Regions from separate parts of the Homo sapiens genome. Here region 1 is linked to region 2. Evidence: read pairs that join two places in POLR2A ChIA-PET (ENCODE). Cell type or tissue: PC-9. All regions are shown on one strand.

The links. Peaks named below come from ENCODE experiments on the same cell type or tissue, not always from the same donor. Only the 100,000 strongest peaks of a DNase experiment are listed, where the experiment ranks them.
Region 1: POLR2A ChIA-PET joins it to region 2 with 7 read pairs; 3 of 35 experiments call an interaction of 5 or more read pairs at or near these places.

Annotation. Positions count from the first base shown.
Region 1 is chr20:44,263,034-44,271,033 of GRCh38, reverse strand. It overlaps GDAP1L1 (ganglioside induced differentiation associated protein 1 like 1), which reads right to left. Exons shown (of 6, transcript NM_024034.6): 4 at 7,707-7,804; 5 at 6,475-6,589. Among named protein-coding and RNA genes, the nearest start is that of GDAP1L1, 20 kb to the right of the region's middle. In PC-9, no CTCF peak of the experiment used is centred here; no DNase peak of the experiment used is centred here; H3K27me3 peaks cover 3,119 bases.
Region 2 is chr20:44,192,657-44,200,656 of GRCh38, reverse strand. It overlaps OSER1 (oxidative stress responsive serine rich 1), which reads left to right. Exons shown (of 4, transcript NM_016470.8): 4 at 2,918-4,718. The coding sequence ends at 3,605. Among named protein-coding and RNA genes, the nearest start is that of JPH2, 9.5 kb to the right of the region's middle. In PC-9, no CTCF peak of the experiment used is centred here; a DNase peak (open chromatin) is centred at 4,168; H3K27ac peaks cover 494 bases.

The DNA.
Region 1 (8,000 bases), 70 kb before region 2:
TGCCTCAGCCTCCCAACTAGCTGGAATTACAAGTGCACGTGACCTTGCCTGGTTCAGCTGCGACAGTTTTAAAGTACACCTACAAATCACTTGATATACTCCTCCCTTCAGCGGAGCCCAATTCTCCTCCCCTTGAATAGCAGCTGTATTTCATGACTTCTAATGAATGATGGGGCAGAGTGACTTCCAGCAGTAGATCATAAAAGACATTGTGGCTTCTGCGTCTTCTCTTTCTCTGGAATAACTTGCTCAGGGAAAGCCAGCAGCCATGCTGTAAAGAAACCCAAGCAGCCTATTGAGAGGCCCACATGGTAAGGAACTAAAGTCTCCTGCCGACAGCCAGCAGGGGATAGAGGCCTCTAGCTAAGAACCACATGAATAAGGCAGCTTGGAAGTGGATCCTCCGGCCCCAGTCAAGCCTTCAAATCATTGCAGCCCCAGCTGACAGCTTGAAGGCAACCTGCATCAAGCAACCCTGACTCAGAGCTGTCCAGCTCAGCTGCTCCAGAACTCCAGATCCACAGAAAATGTGTGACATAATAAATGATTTTAAAATTTAAGACAGGCCGGGCGCGGTGGCTCACGCCTGTAATCCCAGCACTTTGGGAGGCCGAGGCGGGTGGATCACGAGGTCAGGAGATCGAGACCATCCCGGCTAAAACGGTGAAACCCCGTCTCTACTAAAAATACAAAAAATTAGCCGGGCGTAGTGGCGGGCGCCTGTAGTCCCAGCTACTTGGGAGGCTGAGGCAGGAGAATGGCATGAACCCGGGAGGCGGAGCTTGCAGTGAGCCGAGATCCCGCCACTGCACTCCAGCCTGGGCGACAGAGCGAGACTCCGTCTCAAAAAAAAAAAAAAAAAAAAAAAATTTAAGACACTGAGGTTGACAGCAGTTTCTTATGCCACACAGATAACTAATACAGCAGGTCCTGATTCCTCTTTTTGTCTCTCTCTGCTCTCTTCCTCGATGAAAACATCCAATTCTATAGCTTTAAACACCATGTATTGGCTGAGAACTCCTGAATCTCCAAATTCTGACCTCTCCTTTGAGAGTCAGTCTGGAATATCTAATGGCTTCTGTGACATTCTCTCTTGGGTGTCACAAACTCACTGTCTCCCAAACGCCCAGCCTGGAGTGCAGTGGCACAATCTTGGCTCACTGCAACCTCCGCCTCCCAGGTTCAAGCCATTCGCCTGCCTCAGCCTTCCAAATAGCTGGGATTACAGGCACGTGCCACCACACCCGGCTAATTCTTTGTATTTTTAGTAGAGACAGGGTTTCACTGTGTTAGCCAGGATGGTCTTGATCTCCTGACCTCGTGATTCACCTGTCTTGGCCTCCCAAAGTGCTGGGATTACAGGTGTGAGCCACTGTGCCCAGCCCAGGAATTACTTTTGATTCTCTTTACCTCACTCCCAACCCTCATGTAAATTCCTGCTCATTTTATCTTCAAAATACCTCTCAAGCCCATTCACACCTCACCATATCCACTGCAACCATCTCAGTCCACGCCAACATCATCTCTCACCTGAGCTGCTGCACCGGCCTCCCCTCTGTCTCCCTTGAAATCCATTTTCACGCAGCAGTTGGAATTCTCTCAAATATAAAACCGGAACAACTCAGCCCCATGGAGACTGCAAACAGGGCCATGAGTTCCTCCCATTCCTGTACACATGCCACTTTGCAATGTGTGCATCTTGATGGCTTTGCTGCTCCTGCCATCTAAGACTCATAGTTTTTTTTTTCTAAGACTGCAAACTCCGTGAGAGCAAGAATGACATCTGGATTTTGCTCATTAATTTATCCCTAGGACCTAGCATCTAGGAGATGTTCAATAAATATTTGAAAAAATGAATGAAAAAGAATGGTGATAATAATAATTTTTAGAACATTTCATCTTGAGCTGGGCACTGTGCAAAGTAATCAACATTTACTGTCTTAAATTTGCTGGCCGCAAATGCAGGAATGAGGTCAGCCGCTCCCCATGTGTGAGAGGCAAGCCGTCCCAGCTGAGCCCAGCCCATACTGCCAAGCCACATATCATGAACAAATAAAAGGCCCTTCTTTTATGTCACTCAGATTTGCAATGGTTTGTTATACAGCAGAAACTAACTGATACAATACCCTCCTCAAAGCCCTCCAGGGACTTCCCATTGTACTTAGTATAAAATCCAAACTTGTAAATGTAGGCTCTGAGGCCCGTGATCTCACCTCACCCGCTCCAGCTCTCCCCTCATTCCCACCACTTTCCCGAGGACTCCCCACACAGCAGACCATTCCTGAAGAGTTCCCAGTTCTCTCCCACTCCATGGCATCCCTCAGTCTGGGTCATATCTGCCCTGATTCTTCTCCAGGCTCCTTCTCATCCTTCAGGTCTCACTTTGAATATCACCTTCTCAGGGAAACTTTATCCACTTTATCCTGCTCATTTACTCTCAATCTTAACACTTATCGCTGTGTGCAATTCTGTGTTTACTTATGGGATTATTTGACTAATGTCTTTTTCCTCTGTAAGACTGCAAACTCCATGAAACCAAGAATGAGGTCTGAGTTTTACTCATTAGTTTATCCCTAGGACCTACCATCTAGTAGGTGTTCAATAAATATTTGAATACATGAATGAAAGAGAATGGTAATAATGATTATTTTTAGAACATTTTACCTTGAGCCAGGCACTGTGCAAAATACTCAACATTTACTATCTTAACAAATCTTCCACCAGCAACCCTGCTATGAGTTTGATTCTATTACTATCAACATTTTGCAGATGAGCTCAGAGAGATGAAGTGAGTTCCACAAGGTCACAGAGCTAGGAGGTGGTTGATCAGGAATCTGCATCAAAGCCATCTGGCTCTATGCAAGGGGTCTCAACTGTGACATTAAAATCCCTTCCAACACTGGGCTCTGCCCACGAGGGAAGAAATGGAAGGCATAAAAGTGTTTAACCCAGTCAGGTTCAGGGAACCTGGATGAGCAACCGAGGCCATGTGGGCCCAGCCAGTCAGACCTTTAAAATCCATAACCACTTCCCTGGGGCTTCTGCTACCTCCCCCAGCCCCAGAGGGATGCAAGGACTGTCGACACCTCTCCATCTTGAGCAACCCCACTTATCTCACCATGGGACAGTGCAATGCTGTCTCCTCTCAGAAGACCTCAGGACAGCGGTCAGCAGTAGGGTCCCAGCCTAGGAATCCCACAAGGAATGCATGTCTGAGGCTATTCTCCAGAACCATCCACCCTAGCCTCCATCCAGTTCAGACCCTGGGTCTCTCTGGATCACAATGTATATGAACACTTCTGTACTGTGTGCCGGGCACTGTGCTAAGCCCCTTACATGCATTTGCTCATTGATCCTCGCAGCAGCCCTGGGACGTAGGCACTCATGTTATCACCCCCTGCCTTTTTTTTTTTTTTTCTCTTTGAGACAGAGTCTTGCTCTGGTGCCTAGGCTGGAGTGCAGTGGTACAATCTCAGCTCACTGCAACCTCTGCCTCCTGGGTTCAAGTGATTCTCCTGCCTCAGCCTCCCACATAACTGGGATTACAGGTGCCCACCACCATGCCCAGCTAATTTTTTGTATTTTTAGTAGAGATAGGGTTTCACCATGTTGGCCAGGCTGGTCTCGAACTCCTGACCTCAAGTGATCCACCTGCCTCAGCCTCCCAAAGTGTTGGGGTTACAGGCGTGAGCCACTGTGCCCAACCTATCACCCTTTTATAGAACAGGAAAGAGCCCAGAGCCAGTGCTTCCTCCTCTGTTAAACAGGATCCTCATCTGTTAAACAGGATCGCTGATATTACCCACCTCCTGGGGTTGTTATGGGGATTAAGTGAGTTGAAATCTGTGAAACACCTAGAACAGGGCCTGACACACAGTAAGCTCTATTAAATATATAGATTTTTCTGGGCTGGACTGTGACCCTCACAAACTTCACATGTTGAAGCCTTAAGCTCTAGAGCAAGCTTGTCCAACCTGCAGCCCGCGGGCCACATGCAGCCCAGGATGGCTTTGAATGTGGCCCAAAACTAATTCATAAACTTCCTTAAAACATTCTGAGAATTTTTTGCGATGTTTTTTAAGCTCATCAGTTATCGTCAGTGTTAGCATATTTTATGTGTGGCCCAGGACAGTTACTCTTCTTCCAATGTGGCCCAAGGAAGCCAAAAGATTGGACACTCCTAAAATCTCAGAATGTGACTGTATTTGGAAACAGGGCTTTTAAAGAGATAATTACCTTAAAATGAAGAGCTTAAGGTGGGTCCTCATTCAATCAGACTAAAGTATTTATAGGAGGAAATTTGGACTCAAAGACACCAGGCATGTGCAGCACAGGGGAAGGGCCATGTAAGGACACGGCAAGAAGGCAGCCACTTACAAGCCAAGGAGAGAGGCCTCGAGAGAAACTCACCCCACAGGCACCTTGATCTGAGATGTCTAGCCTCCAGCTCTGTGTGACAATAGGTTTCTGCTGTTTAAGCCCCTCAGTCTGTAGTATTTTGTTATGGAAGTCCTAAGAAACTAATGCATAAGTGAATAACATATACTTGATGTCCAAGGTCACCCACCGAGAGCATGGCAGAGCTGGGACTCTGTCCCCCAAAGGCCCATCTCTGAACTACCAAGCCTTTTGGCCCCTCAGAGCCATTAACTCTGCAACAGCTCCCCTTAGCTACCGTTAGGATAGAAACAGGAAAGTTCCTTTTTTTTTTTTGGTTGGGGGGCAGGGGATGGAGTCTCTCTCTGTCCCCCAGGCTGGAGTGCAGTGGCGCAATCTGAGTTCACTGCAACCTCTGCCTCCCAGGTTCAAGTGATTCTCCTGCCTCAGCCTCTCGAGTAGCTGGGATTACAGGAACCCAGCACCCCGCCCAGCTAGTTTTTGTATTTTTAGTAGAGACAGGGTTTTGCCATGTTGTTAGGCTGGTCTCGAACTCCTGACCTCAGGTGATCCACCCGCCTCGGCCTCCCAAAGTGCTGGGATTACAGGCGTGAGCCATTGTGCCCAGCCAAAAGTTCCCCTTTGAGGTGCGTTATTTTTTTTACTCACTTAGTCATACCAGGCTTTGTTTCCAGAAATGATTTAAGGCAGCTGGCTTCAGTATGCATGATGATGTCTCTGTTCGGGACATAAGGTCTTGTGCTTGTGGCATCAGTTGTGAGATGCTGGAAACAACACTGGACCCATCGAGAGGGAACAAGTTCTGGCCCTAACCATGACATCTATGAGCTGCCTGACCTTGAGCAACTCACTTCATCTCTCTGAGCCTCAGTTTTCTCATCTGGAGAATGTGTGTCCCTTTAGCTGCCATATGTATTAAACTAGTAATGGGACAGGCAGTGTGCTGAGTATATTGAATTTTCACAAGAGTCCAGCAAGACAAGGTTAAGTTGTATTATTACCATCCCATCTTATAGATGAGGAAACTGAGGCTTCAATAGGGAAAGCAACTTGTCCAAGGTTACATATTTGAGGCAGCAAAGCTGGAACTCTATTTCAAGTTTTTCTTACTCTAACCCCATCTGTTTAGACCCTGGGCTCTACGGCCTTCCCATACACATAGCCATGCATGTGCAGGAGGCTGTTGCAAATGCACCATAAATTTGCATTGTTCAGGAGACAAGACTCATCACAGGTCTTAAACGGAGCAAGATGGGAAGCTCAGAATGAGATTTGAAGAAGGGCTGTGGCAAAGATGGTGTGCAACAGGCAAAATGGAGTGGAGTGGTGTAGGAAGGGTGCTCCAGGAGGGAGGGGCTGTGGGAGCAAAAGCATGGAGGTAGAATGAAGCTGGCATGTCCAAGTTTAGAGGCCCAGCTGGGAGCAGGAAGAGTCAAGGTCAACGAGAGTCTGGGTGAGCTTGGATGTCTGGCTGGAGCACGAAGGAGCTATAATGCATTCTTGGGCAGGGCAAGTGGGATGGTGTGGTGGGTAGTGGCCATCAAGTTGTGTAAGGGAGGTGATGGGGGAGCAACCGAGTATTCAGTATGCATGATGATGTCTCTGTTCGGGACATAAGGTCTTGTGCTTGTGGTATCAGTTGTGACATGCTGGAAACAACACTGGACCCATCGAGAGGGAACAAGTTCTGGCCCTAACCATGACATCTATGAGCTGCCTCTTAACATCATCTTCACCTACCTTTATTAAACACCTACTGTGTGCTAAGCCCTGATCTAAGCACTCTACGTGTATTATTTCACACAATGTCTCAACAGCTCTTTGAGGCAGGTCCTACTATTATCCCCATTTTATAGATGGGAAACTGAATTTCAGAGAGGGGAGAACCTGACCACATTTACTAAGCTAGGAAGTGGCCAAGTTATGACTTGAACCTTAGTCTGACTCCATAGCCCATCCTCTTAACCACCTGGGAGGTCCTCTGAGACTTTTGCGGAAAAAAGAGGCTGAGACTGGGCAGGGGAAGAGTAGGCTGGGTGGGCTGCAGCCCCCACCTCCCCCAGGGCTGGCACCCACCCTCGTTCTCCAGCTTCCTCTTCTCCAGCTCCGCCTCAATCTGGTCCAGCACCATGGCCAGTTCCCCGAGGATCTTCTTCAGGTAGCTCACATCATCATGCTCCAAGATCTTGGCCTGGGGGCAGGACAGGGCCAAGAGAAGCTGAGTTGGCCTCAATAGAGCCAGGATGTTCAGGGATGGAAGGAGCTTTGCTGAACTTCTTCTGCAAACCCAGCCTCCAAATGCCCCCCAAGTGTATAGGATGCCCCCCCGTTATGAAGCACCCTCATCTGGTGCCTACAACAGTCCTGTGAGCTTGGCTGTCCTGCCTAGATCCCTAGTACATTCTTACACCCAGATGCTGGGAGGGCTGGCTGCTAGTGGCTCACAGCTGCCCCTTCTCTCAGCCAATAAGGAGCTGCATTGCCCACAAATACCTGGGAGGTTACCGGCCCGCACCCCTCCCTCCAACAATCTGTAGCCAATGTCCCACTGATATGAGGGGATAAAAGGCTGGCCCCTTACTTCAAGGTTGATCACCTTTGTGGTGCCATTTGTGCTCCAGAGCTTCCTGTGGAATCAATTGAGGCTTAGCAGCTTCCTCTTCCTTATCCCTCCCATCCCTCTGGGGTCCCCCTCAGAGCAATCCTTCAATACCTCCTTTCCCAAGAACCCCTGTTCAGTGCTCTGCATTTATTTTTATTTATTTATATATTTATTATAATTATTATTATTTGAGACAGAGTCTCACTCTGTTGCCCAGGCTAGAGTGTAGTGGCCCGATCTCAGCTCACTGCAACCTCCGCCTCCCAGGTTCAGGCAATTTCCTTGCCTCAGCCTCCCGAGTAACTGGGACTACAGGCATCCGCCATGATGCCCGGCTAATTTTTGTATTTTTAGTAGAGATGGGGTTTCACCATGTTGGCCAGGCTGGTCTCAAACTCCTGACCTCAAGTGATCCACTTGCCTTGGCCTCCCAAAGTGCTGGGATTACAGGAGTGAGCCACCATGCCTGGCCAATGCTCTGCTTTTAAAGACACAACCTAACACATGAGGAAACTGAGGCCCGAGGGCAGCAGTGGCTTACCCCAGGTCTAACAGCTAGTAAATGGCAGGGGACAGGATTGGAAAAGCAAGCCAGGGGCTTTTCCATTTCATATCATCAGCTGATCTTCTACTTAGTTTCTCCTATTGTTCATTTCCGTGGAAGAGCTCGTAGGGAAGGGGACTCAGCAGGCCGGGAGGTACTCACCATGAGCTTCTTTTGTTTAGAAAGGTAGGGCTCGGAGAGCTGGGGCTCCTCTTCATGGTCCAGTTTCATGAGGTCCGTGGTGGCATTGGCTAAATGTCCTGGGGAGATAATAGGAAAGGTCCCATCCCTCTGATACCTTGGTTGCTCCCCCATCACCTGCCTTACACAACTTGAAGTAGGCCCCATCCAAACACTGGTCAGAAGAGTAATACTGTCGACAGCCAACACTTAGGGAGCACTGCAGGCTGTGCCGTAGTGATGGATGAGATGCCATCCTGCCCTGAGCTCAGGCTG
Region 2 (8,000 bases):
ACTTGTCCTCTGTTCTCTGTATTCGTTTCTTCAGAAATTCCAGACTTACTCTGTCATCTCTCTTAACTTTTACATTTTTTCCAAATCCTTGTCTCTGTACTGCCTTTTAGGTCAGAGGTTGACAAACTTTTTTTGTAAAGCACCGTATGGTAAATTTTTTAGCCGTTGGAGGCCAAGAAGCAAAAATTCAAGGATATTAATAAGTGCTTAAATAAGAGAGAAAACTCCTACTCTACCCTGTTTGCCTGGGGTTGGCCGTCCTGGCTGGTGGACACATTCTGTCTTCAGTTGCTGAGACAGTCGCAGGATAGAGTGACTAGCCTGAAAGGAGAACCTTGTGGAATGGGTGGGTAGCAGGTAGTGCCAGGGTCAGTTCTACTTTCTGTCCCAGTGAGGCTCAGATCTCAGCATGCTCTTTTCTCCTCCAGAGATCCCAGCATTGGTTGGAGTCTTGAACTGAGATTCTGCCTCTCAATGATCAGCAGTTGCCAACAGTAGAGACCCAACATGTAGATGTTAGCTAGTGCGGGCGCTGGACAGTGGTGCAGCTTGTCTACTGGCCAGGAAGGCGGGCAGGGAGAATAGGGACAGGGGAGGATCCCCTAGCCTGGTCTGTGGCTCACAGTGCTAGCCCACTGGAGCAGTGTCCACAAGCTGTACAAAAACAGGCAGGGAGCCAGATCTGACCCACAGGCTGTAATTTGCTGGCCCCTGTTACAAATAATTCAGATTTATTTTCCCGTCAGTCATTCTTTCTTTAGCTGTGTGTACAAGTCCCCTCTTATCCATAGGGGATATGTTCCAAGAACCCCAGTGGACGCCTGAAACTGCAGACAATATCAAACCCATTTGCCATCAGTCAGAGCACGTTTTTGTTCATGTCTTCCACCCACACATTTAATGCCTTTTCCATCTTAACTAAGGACTTACATGCACTGTGGCTGTAACTTTCACATTTGAAGTGCAACAGCAAGTCTATCACAAATTTGTTTTTCCTTCTTCACAATTTTTCACATAGGAGATTCGTTCTTACCGTAGATCTTAGCAACCTCAGTATACGATTTATTTTTTTCCTTTCCTTATTAAGTCAAGAACTTTCACCTTTTTACTTAAAGAAAGCTGTCTTAGTTCATTTTCTGTTGCTGTAACTGAATACCTGAGACTGGGTAATTTTTAAAGAGACTTATTTCTTACATTTCGGGAGGCTGGGAAGTGTAAGAGCATGGCACCAGCATCTAGTGAGTGTATCATTGCTGCATCATAACATGGGGAAGGATATCACGTGGCAAGGGGGCTCGTGAGAAGTAGCCAAACCGGCTTTTATAACAGAGCCGTTCTTGTGATAACTATCCCTGTCCCTCAATAACCCTTTAATTCATTAATCTGTGGATGGATTAATCCATTCTTGAAGGCAGAGTCCTTTTGTGACCCAATCACCCCCAAAGGTCTCAGCACTGATGCATTCGGGACCAAGTTGACAACACATGAACTTTTGGGTGACACATTCTAACCACAGCAGAAGCACTTCGTGGCTTTTCTTGGTATACCCAAACTGCTAGCATCACTACTGTTATACTGTGGGGCCATTGTTAAGTAAAATAAGAGTTACTTGAACACAAGCACTGCAGTACCATGGTAGTTGATCTAATAACCAAGATGGCTACTAAATGACTAATGGGTAGGTAGCATATACAGTGTGGATACCCTGGACGAAGGGATGATTCACATCCCAGGTGGGACGGAGCAGGATGGTGCAAGATTTTGTCATGCCACTCACAGTGGGGCGCAATGTAAAACTTATGAATTGTTTATTTCTGGAATTTTTTATTTAATATTTTCAGACCATGGTTGACTGCAGGTAACTGAAACTGTAGAAAGCGAAACCATGGATAAGATGGGATTACTGTGTTCTGTTTAGCTTTTTAGTGTCTTGTTTGGTTCTTGTCTCTAATTCACTTAGCAGTTTTGAGTATCTTTTCTTTTCATTCAGTTCTTTATTTAATTTTATTTTATTTTATTTATTTATTTATTTATTTTTGAGACGGAGTCTCGCTCTGTTGCCCAGGCTGGAGTACAGTGGCGTGATCTCAGCTCACTGCAAGCTCTGCCTCCCAGATTCACGCCATTCTCCTGCCTCAGCCTCCCAAGTATCTGGGACTACAGGCGCCCACCACCACGCCCGGCTAATTTTTTGTATTTTTAGTAGAGACGGGGTTTCACCGCTTTAGCCAGGATGGTCTCAATCTCCTGACCTCGTGATCCACCTGCCTCGGCCTCCCAAAGTGCTGGGATTACAGGCGTGAGCCACCGCGCCTGGCTATTTAAATATTTTATAAATAGTTATCTTACATAGTGTGTCCAGTAATTCCCAGTATCTGAAAACCTCAGGGGTTGTAAATATTGTTAGTTTTTTGGTTTTGATTGATTGGCTGTTACCAATGATAGAAATGAATCAGAAATCTATTTAATAGTAATGGCATAATGGTCATTTGTAACGTTAGCCTCACAGTGGTTCTGAAGCTGCTATATTCAGGTTTAGGGCACAATATTTAGGCTTCACAGGATCGGTTTCAGTTGTATGTTTGAGGTGCTTCCCTCAGACCCACTGGTCAAAGGCTCCCAAGCTTAGAGTTGGAACAGGGCAGGTGTTCTGTCCCAAATGTTTGGCCCAGGTGATTCAGTTAAAAAATACCATTATCTCACCTCGTTCTATAGCTTGCTAATAAGATGATGTTGAAGTTGTTGAGACACAAAGACTTAGGCAGCATGAAAATGGAGGAAGGTGCATCTCTTGCAGGAAATTTATGAGCTTAGACTCATAAAGCTGAGGGAAGGTAAATTTCCTACTGTCATAAAGAATCTGTTTAGGACAGCTCCATATCCCAACATCTTCTTGTATATTTTTTTTCCTCTTTAGGTCTACAAGGAAGTCTTCACGAGGAGCAGTGAGAACTCAGCGTCGTCGACGTTCTAAGTCTCCTGTCCTTCATCCTCCAAAGTTTATACATTGCAGTACAATAGCGTCTTCTTCCAGCAGTCAACTCAAGCACAAAAGCCAGACTGACTCACCTGATGGCAGCAGTGGGCTGGGAATTTCATCCCCTAAAGAGTTCAGTGCAGGAGAAAGCTCTACTTCTCTCGATGCTAATCACACAGGGGCAGTCGTTGAGCCTTTGAGAACTTCTGTTCCAAGGCTCCCATCAGAGAGTAAGAAGGAAGACTCCTCTGACGCTACCCAAGTCCCCCAAGCAAGTCTCAAAGCCAGTGATCTCTCTGACTTTCAATCAGTTTCCAAGCTAAACCAGGGCAAGCCATGCACATGCATAGGCAAGGAATGCCAGTGTAAGAGATGGCATGATATGGAAGTGTATTCCTTTTCAGGCCTGCAGAGTGTCCCTCCCTTGGCTCCAGAACGAAGATCCACACTTGAGGACTACTCTCAGTCGCTGCACGCCAGAACTCTGTCTGGCTCTCCCCGATCCTGTTCTGAGCAAGCTCGAGTCTTCGTGGATGATGTGACCATTGAGGACCTGTCAGGCTACATGGAGTATTACTTGTATATTCCCAAGAAAATGTCCCACATGGCAGAAATGATGTACACCTGATAGCAAGAAGCTAATTCATATGCTTTAAACCAATGAAGGCTTGTCAAAGAGATTTAGTTAATGGCAGACCTTGTGGCCACTTTGTGTGAGAAGACATCTCTTTCTGCTCACTGTGCTTGCAATAAAAACTTTTCTTGGCATCTCAGTTAATCTTCATTCTTTCAACTTACTCTCTTGAGTTCTTACATACACTTCAAGGCGAGCAGATCAAAGAAAAATCCCCCTTATTTAGAAATGTTCCTGGGGGATGAAGAAACCATAATTACTTGAGACTGGCAGCAGTGGGTATATGGTAAAAGCCTTTGTAAAACAGTGCATTTTTCAGATTTGTTTAAGGTTTGCTAGCCAAGGAAAGTAAAATGTGATTTTGTAACTGCACTAAACATTTGTCATGCTGTAGTTGCCAGCCCAGAATATTAGAAGTTACAAGACTGATTTAAACCGTCTCTGATTTAATGCAAGATATATTGTGTCTATAAAGGTTTCTCTTGTTATTGTTAAGCCAGAGATCTAAGGTTTAGATTCAATTTGAATAAACTAGCTGGCCTGCCCTCTATTGTTTGAGAGAGTTATTAACCATCACTAAATAAGCCCCTGCTGGTGCTATTCATCCTAAGACATGTTACATGCAGTTTCAAGTAAGCAGCTTGGAATGGGCTGCTTCAGTTGGAGGGAGGGGGTGTAATATTTGAAACGAGTGTGTGTCTTCACCATCTCCAGCATTTTAAATATATGGCGGTTTTTTTTTTTTTTTTTTGTTATCAGTTGTAATACAGGTCTCATACCTCAGTTTCAGATGTTATAGATGGTTACCTCTTTGAGCTGCCCTGTCACCCCAGCAACCCTAAAAGAGAATTTTGTACATTCTGTATCCCACAGATTTGGTCAGCCATTTCAAAATTCCCTCCAGTTTGGTAAAAAAAAAATCTGTCTTCGGTTTCAGCTGGATGATGAATCCTTGTTTTTCAGGTGGCTCCAAAAAGAATGTTGCATGTGTTCAGACCATCCTGAGCAGAGCCACCAAATTTAGTGACAGTGTCTAGCCATGTTAGCAATAATGTTAACAGAAGCTTTTGTTTAAATTACAAAATACATTTATACTATTTACTAAAACTGCGCTGGCTGTGGTTGATTCATGATAATGGGATGTGGGCTTCAACAAATAGGTGATTTGTACTTGGGGGAGAGGGGAAGGGTGTTTACTAGAAAAACCCTAAGCTTAAGTAGTAGTGGGAGTCCTCTGCTGGTCATTGGTTTGGTGTGGATTTAGTGACATCTGAAGGCTGTGGTTAAAGCAAGGGAGCAAAATACCTTATCACAGTTCTAGAAGCTGTGACAGATATTTCCTGATAATGGTGACAGAAGGTACACTATTTAGTATATCTAAGGCAGAAATTCTCAAACTTTTTGTAAGCACTTCCTTTACACTGACAAATTCAGGACCCAAAAGGTTTTGTTATAATCTCCAAAAGGATATAAATATTTACCATGTTAGAAATTAAAACTAAGATTTTTTTAAATATTTAAAAACTCATTACAAGCTAACAAAATTTTTGAATGAAAAATAGCTTTTCCAAAACAAAAAATAGAAGAGTGGCATTGTTCTACCTTTTTGCAAATCTTTTTTAATGTTTGGCTTAATTAGAAGACAGATTCTCATATGTTTCTGCATTCAGTCTCTGGGATATCGCATATTGTGTGGTCTCTGGCAAACTTTTGTACACTTGGGAGAATGAATGTGAAAAAGGCAACTACAGGTTGAATATTCCTTATATGAAATGCTTGGGACCAGAAGTGTTTCGGATCTCAGATTTTTTTTAGATTTTGAAAGATTTGCATTACATGCTTATCAGTTCAGCTTCCATAATCCTAAAAGCCAAACTGCTCCAATGAGCATGTCCTTTGCTCCTCATGTCAGTGCTCAAAAAGTTCTGGATTTTGAAGCATTTCAGATTAGGGACCCTCAACCTGTAATGTTTTAGTACCATGTAAATAATTTTGACCTCAGATTTCCTAAAAGGGCCTCAGGGATTCCAGGACCAAAATTTAAGCTTCTGGTTGTAAAGGTACCACCCCGCTTTCACCTCCACAACTAATGTTTTGGCTCACCTTTAAAAAAATTAAAACTGGGCCGGGCACGGTGGCTCACGCCTTTAATCCCAGCACTTTGGGAGGCCGAGGCGGGCGGAACACAAGGTCAGGAGATCGAGACCATCCTGGCTAACGCGGTGAAACCCCGTCTCTACTAAAAATACAAAAAATTAGCCGGGCGTGGTGGCTGGCGCCTGTAGTCCCAGCTGCTCAGAGGCTGAGGCAGGAGAATGGTGTGAACCCAGGAGGCGGAGCTTGCAGTGAGCCAAGATTGCGCCACTGCACTCCAGCCTGGGCAACAGAGCGAGACTCCGTCTCAAAAATAAAATAAAAGCTGTAGAGGAGTGGAGCTATTGTAATTAAGTAGTGAGCTATTCAAGTTCATGTTAAGTGGGCTTAACATGGGCTTAACATGTTCTTTGAATTAAGGCGAGTTCTTAAGCCTTTAAATCCCTTTTAGTTTGTTTTTCAAGCCAGCGCTCTGGTTATTTACTTAGTGCTGTATATTAGTGCAGCAGTCACCAGAGAATGATGATACGTATTCTTTTCATATGAAGGTGTTAGGAGGGTGTAAGTATTGAAAAGCACAAAGTTCCAATGACCTAGTAACTCAAAATCCAACTTGCATGAAAGTTTAGGCATTCCAGATTTGTGGGAATAAGTTGTAAGTTATCTACATCTCAGCAAAATCTTCCTCAAAACATGAATCTTGAAGTTAAAAATTACTCTGCTCAGACCTAATTGGCCCAACTTTAACATTAGGGTCCCTCATTGGGATATTTGACGTTCTTTTGTGAATGTGATGTACCAAACTAATCTCCTTTCTCTGATACATCTAGGAAAATGGATTTGGTTTGTGGATTGAGGGATTAAGTCTCACTCTGATGTTCCAAAAAAGTAACATCCTGATTTCCACATGCCTTTATTTAACAAGTTTTCATTGAACGTTCATTCATTCATTCATTCATTCATTCATTCAATAAATATCAAGTGCTTACAACACACCAGGGACACTGTACTAGATTCTGGGAATGGAACAGTAAGCAGAACAATATCCTTGTCCTCAGTAGAGAGAGGTGATGAACATGTAAGTTGTATGGAGAGAAAAAGAATTAGGAGATAGGAAGGGGTGGGCCAGGGATAGGGTTGCTATTTGGGGTGGGCAGAGAAGATGCTGTGATAAGGTGACATTTGAGCAGAGACCTGAAGGAAGTAAGAGAGTGAGCCATGGGGGCATCTGAGGGAGGGGCATTCTTGGCAGAAGGAACCACAGGGATGTCAATGCAACTTGAGCAGGTGGGGTCAGAGAGAGATGAGTAGGGCCAGATCATGGAGGGCCTGGTAGGCTATTTTAAAGGTGTTGGCTCTTTGGCTCTTACTGTGAGAGATAGGGAGTCATTTGGGGAAGCAGAGGAGAGAGACATGACCAGACTTAACTTTTTTTTTTTTTTGAGACAGAGTCTTGCTCTGTCACCCAGGCTGGAGTGCAGTGGCACGATCTCAGCTCAGTGCAACCTCCACCTCCCGGGTTCAAGCAATTTTTGTGTCTCAGCCTCCCAGGTAGCTGGGATCACAGGTGTGCACCACCATGTCTGGCTAATTTTTTTGTATGTTTAGTAGGGACAGAGTTTTGCCACTTTGGCCAGTCTGGTCTCAAACTCCTGACCTCAGGCAGTCTGCCCACCTTGCCCTCCAAAAGTGCTGGGATTACAGGCATGAGCCACCATGCCCAGCCGAGACTTAACCTTTTGAAAGAGCACTGGCTACTATGTGCAGACTAAGGGAAGGCAAGGAGGACAGTTAGGAAGCTACTTCAGTGAGTCAGGCAATGGGTTTGGTGGCTTGGGCACTTGGCAGTGCAGGAGATAATATGTGTTCTGGAAGGTTTTTTTTGTTTTTGTTTTTGTTTTTGTTTTTTTTTTTAGACAGAGTCTCGCTCTGTTGCTCAGGCTGGAGTGCAGTGGCGCGATCTCAGCTCATTGCAGTCTCCACCTCCCTGTTCAAGCAATTCTCCTGCCTCAGCCTCCTGAGTAACTGGGACTACAGGTGCATGCCACCATGCCTGGCTAATTTTTGTATTTTTAGTAGAGATGGGGTTTCGCCATGTTGGCCAGGCTGGTCTCGAACTCCCGACCTCATGATCCACCTGCCTCTGCCTCCCAGAGTGTTGGGATTACAGGTGTGAGCCACCGTGCCCAGCCTGTTCTGGAATTATTTTAATCTAAATCCCTTCAGGGATTTGCCGATGGACTGGATTTAAGGTGTGAGAGAAAGACAGGAATTAAGGTTGACTCCAAAGGTTTT